Regions from separate parts of the Homo sapiens genome. Here region 2 is linked to region 1. Evidence: chromatin loops called from intact Hi-C (ENCODE). Cell type or tissue: natural killer cell. All regions are shown on one strand. Links, peaks and the distances in the headings refer to the core of each region. The heading gives the core; the rest is flanking DNA. Region 1 overlaps SLCO3A1 (solute carrier organic anion transporter family member 3A1). Region 2 overlaps SLCO3A1 (solute carrier organic anion transporter family member 3A1).

What was found. Hi-C counts contacts between places; a loop is a spot of excess contacts. Peaks named below come from ENCODE experiments on the same cell type or tissue, not always from the same donor. Only the 100,000 strongest peaks of a DNase experiment are listed, where the experiment ranks them.
Region 2: a loop joins it to region 1, with 5 times the contacts of the local background. A loop is called at or near these places in 3 of 110 quality-filtered maps.

What each region holds. Positions count from the first base shown.
Region 1 is chr15:91,940,360-91,945,736 of GRCh38, reverse strand. All of the region lies in intron 2 of SLCO3A1 (solute carrier organic anion transporter family member 3A1), which reads right to left. Among named protein-coding and RNA genes, the nearest start is that of SLCO3A1, 89 kb to the right of the region's middle. In natural killer cell, for the core only: no CTCF peak of the experiment used is centred there; DNase peaks (open chromatin) are centred at 2,516 and 3,656; H3K27ac peaks cover 1,268 bases.
Region 2 is chr15:91,989,991-91,995,367 of GRCh38, reverse strand. The region is part of intron 2 of SLCO3A1 (solute carrier organic anion transporter family member 3A1); the gene reads right to left. Among named protein-coding and RNA genes, the nearest start is that of SLCO3A1, 140 kb to the right of the region's middle. In natural killer cell, for the core only: no CTCF peak of the experiment used is centred there; no DNase peak of the experiment used is centred there.

The sequences.
Region 1 (5,377 bases), core at 321-5,320:
TTCCTACCTAAACCCTGCAAGTGGATTCCCATTACACTCAGAAAAGCACTCTGAAACTTTCCTGCAGCCAGCCAGGCCCTGTGGGGCCAGCTGTGGCCACCTCTCCAACTCTCCATCTCCCTCTGCCCCTGGGGTGTTATTTTGGCATAGTAACTTTCTCTCCCTTTCCGCCACAGGACCTTTGCATATGCTGTCCTTGCTGCCTTCGGTGTTTCCCCTTCACAGCACTCATTACAACTTGCCGCTATTGTGTCTGTTTACGTATTCACTTATTCATTCACTTTTGGCTGTCTTCCCTATTAGAATGTAAACGAGGCCAGGGTCCTTATCTCCTTTGTTCATCACATTCCCAGTACAGAATCCAGTGCCAGCCACGTAATTTTTTTTTTTTTTTTGAGATGGAGTCTCACTCTGTCTCCCAGGTTGAAGTGCAATGGTATAATCTAGGTTCACTGCAACCTCAGCCTCCCAGGTTCAAGTGATTCTCCTGCCTCAGCCTCCCAAGTAGCTGAGATTACAGGCACACGCCACCATGCCCAGCTAATTTTTGTATTTTTAGTAGAGACAGGGTTTCACCATGTTGGTCAGGGTGTCTCGAACTCCTGACCTCGTGATCGCCTGCCTCGGCCTCCCAAAGTGCTGGGATTACAGGCATGAGCCACCATGCCCAACCAAAAATATTTAATAAATATCTGTTGGGTGAATAAAGGGAATATACAGTTCATAGCTCAGAACAAAAACTGTTCAAAGACAATTCAATTAGGGCCTGAGTCCTCATTCTAAGTTAAAGAGAATATTGGAGAAAAGTTGAAATTTGGGCGTGGCAGAGGAATCTTAACATGTACTACAGAAAGCTTAAGGGAAGTGCAAGGTTTCTGTTGCACCCAAAAAAAGAGGGGGAGAGAAAGAGAGAGAGAGGGAGCCTGCTCGTGCCTTTCCCCCTCTGGATGGCCATCATCAGTTCTGCAGGGAAGAAAAGCCCCCTCGATTTCTCCACATTCCTTCGTGAAAGACTCAGATGTTCAGAACTCAAAGCAGGCTCCTCTTTGAAAAGCATCTCGGGGGAGAGTGGGAAGGATTACTCTGACTCCTCCATATCAGAGATGCAAACCCTCCAGGACTTGCATTGTCATAATATCCGTGGCTGTCTGCTTGTCCATGGCTGAGCGGGGTGACAGAGTTCCAAAGGGAGCTGGCAGGACTTGTGACGGATCACTTGCTAAGTAAGCACAGAAGCCAAAGCCACTCTGAGCCCCACGCTGCAGCTGCTTACTATTCTGTGAAGCTGGTACTGAGAAGAGGGTTCACCCAATGCTTTGTCTCACTTTGGTGGATAGGTCTGGGAGCATCCTTCCAATACTGCTTTTCTCCCCTTGGCCATGTCTGTCTTGCCTCGAAGCCCAGAAATCAGGTACTGAATCTGTAAGGGGCTCACATTCCAAAGGGGGAGCCCTGGAGACCTAAGGCAGCTTACATCTTAGGAGGGACCTTGCACAGGGATATGGTAATCATACAAATAATGGTGAACACTTACGTGAGGGCTTCCTATGTGCCAGTGGCTGTTTTCAGTCCTTTGTAATAGATCAACATACATCAGCAACCCTAGGGAGGCAGTTTATAGATGAAGGAAACTGAGGTACAGTGAGGTTGTGCAATGTGCCCAAGGTCATCCTGCTAGTAATTATATCAGACAAGATGTGCAGGTAGCAAATGGCACGCTCAAAAGTTTCCAATGAAGAGCAGCTAATGGAGGTCTATTGACAGAAGTGAAGGCAGAGCCAAGGGACCCACCGAGGGATGCTAAGGCACCCAAGACAAGCAACATGGGAGGCAGTCACCAGAGGGTAGCCCTGAAGAGGCACAAAGAGGGAACCAGGTCATTGGAATCCAGCAAGAGCTGGCCTCTGGGGAGAGGAAGCCAGCGATGCCCAAATCATGACCTAGCACAGATGGAGGGAATACATTCCCAGGCCATTCTGTGTCCTCTGGGGCTCTGGCTTCTTCCTGGAGCCTCCTAGTCACCTCTATTTTATCAACAATGAGACATGAAAATTATGCACTGGGTATGAAAAACAGTATGGCGGTTCCTCGAAAAATTAAACATGGAATTACCATATAATCCAGCATTTCCATTTCTGGGTGTAAGCAAGAGAATTAAAAGCAGGAACTCAAAAGACATTTTGCACACCTATGGTTCATAGCAGCATTAATTCACAGCAGCCATAGGTGCAAGCAATCCTAGTGTCCATAGCAGATGAATGGATAAACAAAATATGGTTTACACCTACAATGAAATATGATTCTGCCTTAAAAAGGAAGGAAATTCTGACACAGGCTACAACTTGGATGAACCTTGAGGACATGATACTAAGTGAAGTAAACCAGTCACAAAAGGACAGATACTGTAGGGTTCCACTTCCAGGAGGTAACTAGGATAGCAAGACTCACAGAGACAGAAGGAAGCACACTGGTGGTTGCCAAGGGCTGAGGGGAGGGGGAATGGGGAGTTGTTTAATGAGTGCAGTTTCGGTTTTGCAACACGAAACATTCTGGAGATTGCACAACACTGGGAGTGTCCTTAACACTACTAGGCTGCACACTTACAAATGGGTAAGATGCTACGTTTTATGCTATGTGTCTTTTACCATCAATTTCTATAAAATGGAAATGAGACTAGACCTGAGGTTTTCAGTGTGCTCTGTGGAGACCTGAATTAATTACAAGGACAGAAGGTCAAGGGAGATGCTTTTAGGAGAGAAAGGGAGGCAGAACGAGGTCAAACGGCTGGGCCCTGGGCCCCACGCCCACTCGGGCAGAGCAGTTCTGCTCTGTCTGATCAATAGGGGAACTCCCCTTAAGATTTCCAGCAAAGGGCTGGGTGTGGTGGCTCATGCCTGTAATTCCAGCTCCTTGGGAGGAGTGATCAGTGACCTGATCACTTTAGGTCAGGAATTTGAGACCAGGCTGGCCAACATGGAGAAACCCCATCTCTTTTCAAAAATTAGCCGGGCGTGGTGGTGCACGCCTGTAATTCCAGCTTCTTGGGAATTACCTTCACCCAGGAGGTGGAGGTTGCAGTGAGCTGAGATTGGGCCACTGCAATCCAGCCTGGTCGACAGAGCAAGACTCGGTCTCGAAACAAACAAACAAACAAACAAACATACATTTCCAGCAGAGTTCTGTTGCAAAACAAAGTTTGAAAACCAGTGAGCCTGGGCATCGTCAATCTAAGAGGGATGGCCACTGACACACAACTCCAGGCCACATCCAACTACGGTCTCTACATGGTGCCCCCTGCAGTTGTGCCATAGTAGCACTGCTAAATGGCATGTTTTACCTGCACAGCTATAGGAATATACATAAAACAAAATCTCAACGATGGACAGGTGTGTGTTCTCATATCACCACTGTGTAACAATATCTAATCAAGTCCTGGAGGCTCTGAAATGCCTGCTATAGATCAGACATTGTGGGGTTCAGCAGTTGCTACATTTTTGGATTTCACAGAAGAGTCAAATATAAAATATTGAGGGGTAAATGACAGAGGTGCCACCTTTTTATTTCTACAAGTAAAATTTTAATAAGAAAAGCTGCCGTGATCCAAAATTATGATTTCCTAAAATTAGGTACATTTAAACAGCAAAACAGTAGGTGGTGGCATTGTCTAGAATAAAGAACAAGACTCTAAATTGAATAAATTAAGCTTATGACAAACTCTCCACCTTGTACTGTTCTCTCATTTTTGTCGTGGATGGGTAAGACCTAGCTCAAAGGCAGGCAGTCCTCAGCCAGTACGCTGGTGCAAGCCCCCATTTGTAGCCTGAGAGCTGCCCTCCTAAGACCAGCCCCCAGCCCTCACTCTCAGAACTGCAGATGCCCATAAGCCAGTGGCATTTATGCAGCTCCTACAGTATGCAAAGCACTGCATTGGGCAGAGGAGAGAGGGAAGCCTGAGCGCTCTCAGATGAAGTTGCACACAGACAAGCTCCATGAAGGTTAATGAATAGAAGATATTTTAAACATAAAAATTAAAAAGGAGGAAAAATAATTTTTTTAAAGACAAAGAGAAACAAACATCCCGAGTAAGAAAAAGTACAAAACCCATGGGAGATTAGAAGCTTCAAAACCTCCAAGACGAAGGAAGAGAAAAGATTACTTACTGAGTGAAATAAACCTCTGGTTCATCTAATTGCCAAGAAAGTGAGGCTCAGAAAAGCTAGGTAACTTGGCCAAGGTCACTCAATCAAGGCTCAGAGTTGAAGTTTGTCCTTCCCTAAGGCCAAAGGAACCAGGCCACCACCTCAACGAGTGACAGCGCCACTCCCGTGACACAGATCTGCTGGGTGGCAGACCCCACAGCCTCCCAGGGAATCTCAGGTCTTTGGGCTCAGTCCTAGCTGGTCACTCATGCACTGATTCAGTGTCTCTCTCCCACCCCCCAGCCGAGCCCCGCCCTGCCCCAACACACCTAAACCAGCTCACATTCCCTTCTCAGGAGAACACTACAACCTTCCGGCCAGGCCAGTGAAACAAGCCTACTTTCCACCTGCCCTGGAGCAGTGCTGCCCACAACCAGGCAAGGGAGCCTACAGAATTAATTTCCCATTGTAGCTGCCTAACAACCTCTAATTGCACGGCCAGAGGCTTGCACGTTAATGTCAGAGAAAATGGTCATAAATTTTAAAGGGTGATTTCCTTTCCACCCACTCCCTCTACCTTCACTTCAATAAATCACCCTCCTAAAACGGCAGGGTGGCAAAGCCCAAGGGCAAAGGTCAAGGGGGCCCCTCTTGACCTGATCCCTCATTAACATTTAGCAGCTCCCAAGTGGAATGTTCTCAAGGGTTTCCAGAAATGCTGGGGTGGTTAGGAGGGGGCAGACACCTTGCTCAGAGAGGCAGCAATCAGGAAGCAGAATATTCGCTCATTCACCACTCACTCACTCACATCTCCCCATAGAAAGGGGGATTTACACAGGGCATTCATTCTCTGGGTTGTGGAGGATGCCCCTGAACCCTGATCAATACTCACAGGCACACTGGTACAAACACAGCCAGGAGGAAACAGTCGACTCACATGAGCATGTGAGTGTGTGTCAGGGGTTTTTTGAGTGACAGAGGGTGCCAGATGAGTGGTGCTCTTGGATCACCCTGTCACAAATTTCCTGAACCACAAAAAGGGCCATCAGTTTAAGCACTGATTTGAAATTCACTATGCCAACTGATTCATTTCTGTAAGCACAGAAAGGCCCCTTGGCACTGTGATATGCACCTGGGTCTGGAGTCAGTGGCCCCTGGGGACTGGCTACAACCTCTTTAAGCCAATGTCCCTGAGTCTGGATCCCCTCTTCCATAAAAGCTGCTTGGGGGAGTCTCAC
Region 2 (5,377 bases), core at 83-5,082, 50 kb before region 1:
CTCCTCACAAGGAATCAATGAGGTCAGCATTATTTGTATTTTACATGCAAGGACACTAAGCCTTAAGGTTAAATAACTTGTCCGAAGTCTCACGTCAGATAGCACTGGCAGTGGGATTTGAACCCAGGTCTCTGTGCCTTCCTCTGCTTATGCTGCTCTCCCGTAAATCACCACCCACATCCAACAGCATCACCTCTGGCTCCACAACACATACTTCACAGAGCCAGCAGAGCCGCTCCACTTCGTAAATTAGTGGTTGGGATTCAAAACCACCCACTCTGTAGAGTGTTGTGCATAATGTAATTAAACACAGAATATCATTCATTGTAGTCTACAACCTAACAATGAAGGCCAGGAGATGCTCATGTAAAGGATTTTTCCTACGTGGGAATGAGGGCAGGGTCCCAGACAGGAGTCTCCTTCTGAGAGCTGTGAGTACCTGTGCTGCGATGCCAGGCACAACTCTCCTAGGCTCCGACAGCAGCAGCATCCAGGCAAGGCCCATGTCTGCAGGGGCCCTACAGAGGACAGAGTTCCCCATCAGTGGTGATGAGCAGGCTGTGCAGAGCAAGGGAAGGGAACTCAGGTGTACTGATGCCCAAGCTAGAGGGCTTTCATGCATTATCTCATTTAATCCTCAAAAATCTCTCCAAGTGGGAAGTAATGGTTTTACAGATGATTGTACAGAAGCTCCAATAAGTGATTTATCTGAGATCTCCACTTGAGTGGTAACAGCACTGGATTCTGAAGGCAGTTCACTCTTCTCTTAACTTAACCCTGCACTTCATCAATCACCTGATTTTATAACTGATTTTCTAAAACATGCTCCTCCTTAAGGACAACACAACGTAGCTGCTGAGGGCATGGACTCTGGCCAGGCTGCTTAGTTCATTTAAAAAAAGCAGATTCTGCTAAGGGGTAGACTGCTTGCTCAATTCAAATTCCAGCTCAACATTTTACCAACTGTGACTTTGGGCTAGTAATTTAAACATCTCTATATATCCATAAAAATTAAAAGTAAAACATTTTTACAAAAAAAAAGACAAAATTTTAAAAAGTAAATATAATCTCTGGGCCTCAGTTTCCACATGTATAAAATGAGAGTAACAACAGTACCTACTTTGAAGAGTTGTTATGAGGATTCATGGGTTATTATTTGCAAAGGCCTTAAAACAAAGCCTGGCACACATAAAGACTATGTATTAGTTATGTATTGCTACATAATAGATTATCTTAAAACACGGAGGCTTAATACAATAAACATTTATCATGTCACGCAAATTTTATAGGTCAGGAATTTAAGTGGTTCTAGCTGTGGTCTCTGATGAAGTTGCAACCAAGACATCAGCCAGGGCCACAGTCATCCGGAGGCTTGCCTGGGGCTGGAAGACCTGCTTCCAAGGGGGCTTCTTTTCATGGCTGGAAAGTTGGGGCTGGTTGTTGGCAGGAAGGCTCAGCTCTCCATGCGGTCCTTTCCACAGCCTGCTTAGGTGTCCTCACAACATGGTGACCAGCTTCCCTCCAGAGCAAGCGATCCAAGAGAGCAGGGTAGAAACAGCAACATCTTTTACGATCTAGCCTTGGAGTTACAAATCATTAATTCCATATTATCTTATTGGTTATACAGGTCAGCCTTATTCATTATGGGAGAGGACCAAACAGGGGTATGCACACCAGGAAATGAGGATTACTGGGAGCTAGTCTTGCAGGCTGGCTACCATGGACCAAGTCTATTAAATTAAAAACAAAAATGGATCTTCACTATGCCTGCATTCTAAGTGTCTGGAATATCATGATAAAATCAATAAATATTTATCTGAAGAATGGATGTGTGGATGAAAAGAGGAAATGCCCATGTCATCCCAACCAAGTTCCATTTGGCTCTCCTTTGTTTTACTATCTACTTTCTGAGCCATTTCCAAGGAAGGAAGTATTTGCTCTCAATTTCTACTCTAAGTCATTATCTCTATAAATTAGTTCTCAAATTTCATCTTCATTTAAGGTGTCTGGAGTGGTAACTTCAAACCAAAAGTGCTCTGTAACTTTCTCTTTCATCTAAATATATCAGCATGAAATACTTCCTCTGAATTCGGAAGGCTCAAAACAAAGACAACTGAAATTTTATGTGTTGGTTGAAATGTTTGTACTAATGCAATTCGTACAAAGACTAGTATGCATCCAGAGACAATTGTGGGCAAGCTCCTTCTTGCACAAAGGCAGAATTTCTGCTTCCTCTTCTCCCAATCAGTGCTGTACTTAGGAGATAAGACTGGCTGAAACCAAGTGGAGGCTGCTTACTGAAGCCAGTGAGTCTAGACACACGCCAGAAAGGTTGTACCTAATGACTTAAGAAATGACCATCTTTATAAGGGGCCCTGGATTCCCTTCAAGGTTCCTTAGACTCTTGTTTCTCAAAATCATCATACTTGGCAGCTTTTTTCACAACAGATCCATGCCAGAGAGTTCAGATATGGGGAAATGCCACTGCAATAGCCCTAGGATGACCTTTCCAATAATGTTGACAGTTCAACCCAGGATTATAATTGTGCCATTGCCTTAACTCACCAGAGTTGGGACCCTTGGCTCCTGGAGAGCACTAATGGTATGTATCTTCCAAGATGCTAAAGCTGTCACTGAGAACATTAGACAGGAGTTAAACAGGTATGACTGACAGTCCTGAGAAGCTGTGTCCCTTCTGGTAGCAAGGGAGCATAAATGACCACATCTTGACTGTTACTGGGCAAAGAGAGGCCTAGCGACAGCACAATGATCCATGTACACAATACTGCATGCCAGATGGTTGACATCTTACTACGGGGAGATGCTAACATGGTTTAGAAGGATCACTGGCTTCCCGTTTTAACCCTCAACAGATCCTTGAGCATATCAACGATGCAGTAGTAAGGAAACACACAAATCATGTAGTCAGGGTCAAGAAAGGAGTCACTGGCGGTCATAACCTTCACGAGGTCAGAGCTGATAATAACTCTAGAACGCTGCTTCCCAGTATGAATGTGCAGTGAAAGCCGGTAAATATTGGGTGGAAGTGCTCATCGTTAGCAGCGTAGTGCATTTGCTAAGTCTTGATTGAATGATGAAGTGGTCAATGAGTTCAGAACACTCCTCCCCATTTTACAGTGGCTTCCTTGATGCTCATTTTGTTTTAAATGCTTATAGACAAAACACTCACCTTGACATTTGCCTTTTAGAAGGGCAACAGCATGATAAATCCAAAATGGAAGCTAACCTTGAAGTATGGATTAGAACTTAAACTGTGAACTCCTGTGGCACAGGGTAGAGCTCCAGAGAGAAAAGTCCCTTAAGGGATTATTGGAAGCCATGCACGATGGACTTATGAAAGTCTATCAATTATCACTCTGGTGCCATCCCAGCAATTCTTTTCTATCTATTTCTTTTTGTCATATTTGGACTCACCATTCTCAGATTTACTATCTTTGACTTTGGATTACCCCCAATTCAACTTATCTAGCTCTACACAAGCATAATGAATAAAATCCCACTTCATTATATGTGCATGTAATTAATTCTTGTTCCTCATCCAGAGCTGGGCTGCGCGGGACAGCAGCCACTAGTCATATGCGGCTAGTCTAAATTGAGATGTGCGTTTAGTTTTGTAAAGCATAAAGACTTACATGCAAAAACAGAATGTGAAATCTCTCATTAGTGATTTTTCTTATTGGTTACACATGTTGAAATGATATTTGGGAAATCTTGACTAAATTAAAAATATTAAAATTAATTTCATCTGTTCTCTTTTAACTTTTGAAACATGGCTACTAGAAAATTTTAGATCACTCAAATGTCTTGCGTATGTCTACTGGATGGCACTGAGCCAGATGTTCTAAATCAGAAATTGTACACTGGCAGCTGAGGCCCACACAGGACTAACAGACACAGTTTGTATGATCTGCACAATGTTAGCCTAAAAGGTGATTTTAATTTCAAACAACTGTTAACACATATAAAATTGGGCAATTTTTTTTTTTGAGACATGGTTTCGTTCTGTTGCCCACACTAGAGTGCAGTAGTGCCATCATGGCTCACTGCAGATCTCCTGGGTTCAAGTGATCCCCCACCTCAGCCTCCTGAGTAGCTAGGACCATAGGTGCACACCACCCTGCCTAATTTTTTGATTTTTTTGTAGACACAGAATCTTACTATGCTACCCAGGCTGGTCTCGAACTTCTGGGCTCAAACAATCCTCCCACCTCAGCCTCCCAAAGTATTGGGATTACAGGCGTGAGCCATTGCACTTGGCCAAAATCAGGCAATTAAAAACAAACATACCCTGCATTCTTTTTAAAAATAAAGAAATCTGGTAACACTGGGCCCACACACCTACATGGCAAGGATGGCCTGGTGCTTAGTAGGAAGTGCCCGCTTTGCTGCTGCACCAGCTCCCCAGCTCTTCACTGTCCCCACGGGCTCTACTGCTCCTCAACACTGAGGCCAAGGTCAGCTGCCATTTTGCACCCTATTCCCAGCCAGCAACACACATGCAAATTCCTCTCCTCGCTTCTGGAGGCATTTGAGTTTAAGAGCTGTATTCTAGAATGGGGGATGGCAGGGGGCATTCTAGGCAACAGCAAATGCGTCAGGAAGGGTCTGATCATGGTATGTCCAAATTAGAGAAAATATCTGGAAAGGCAGGAGGGTTTCAAGCAGATGTGCTCAACATAGGGATTTTTTTTTTTTTCTTGAGGCTGAACATCTAAGTGGAAACGTCCCAGGGGCATTTGGTAATACACAACTGAGTATATACTGGAAGAAGTTGGAGGTTAAGAACAGTGCCCTAGGAACACCCAGAGGCAAGAGGGTTAAGAACAGTGCCTTAAGGACACCCAGAGGCAAGAGGAAGAGAGATGAAATGAAACCAGTTCAGGAGTCTGAGAAGGATGGTCAGAGTCAAGAGGGAGGTGTGCTGAGAGAGTGAAATGTAGGAAACCAGGCTTCCCAGAGAAGCAGCCAACAGCAGGCACTAAGTAACACCAGTTCTTTGCTAGAACCCACAGTGGCCCTGGTGCTCCTCTTGTCATAAGAGCATTGCTTTAATTCTGGCAAAGTTGCATGAGAAAGAAGAACAAAAATCTATTAAAAGCAATTTCACAAAACTCTAGCTCTGACATTTCTTCAAAATAAATGCTGCCTTTCCGTGCCCTACATTGTAAATAGTCCCACTATTCAGTGACTGCCTCCAAAGAAAAAAACTGCCCATTTCCCTCATCTTAAAGCACCATCTCTTCCGCCCTCCCGCCATCATTTTAAAAATCTATGGTATGCGAAGGATAGAAGTGGTAAGCAATGCATTTGAAAATACACTACATGGACTGAGCTCATGGGTCATCTGACAGTGGAT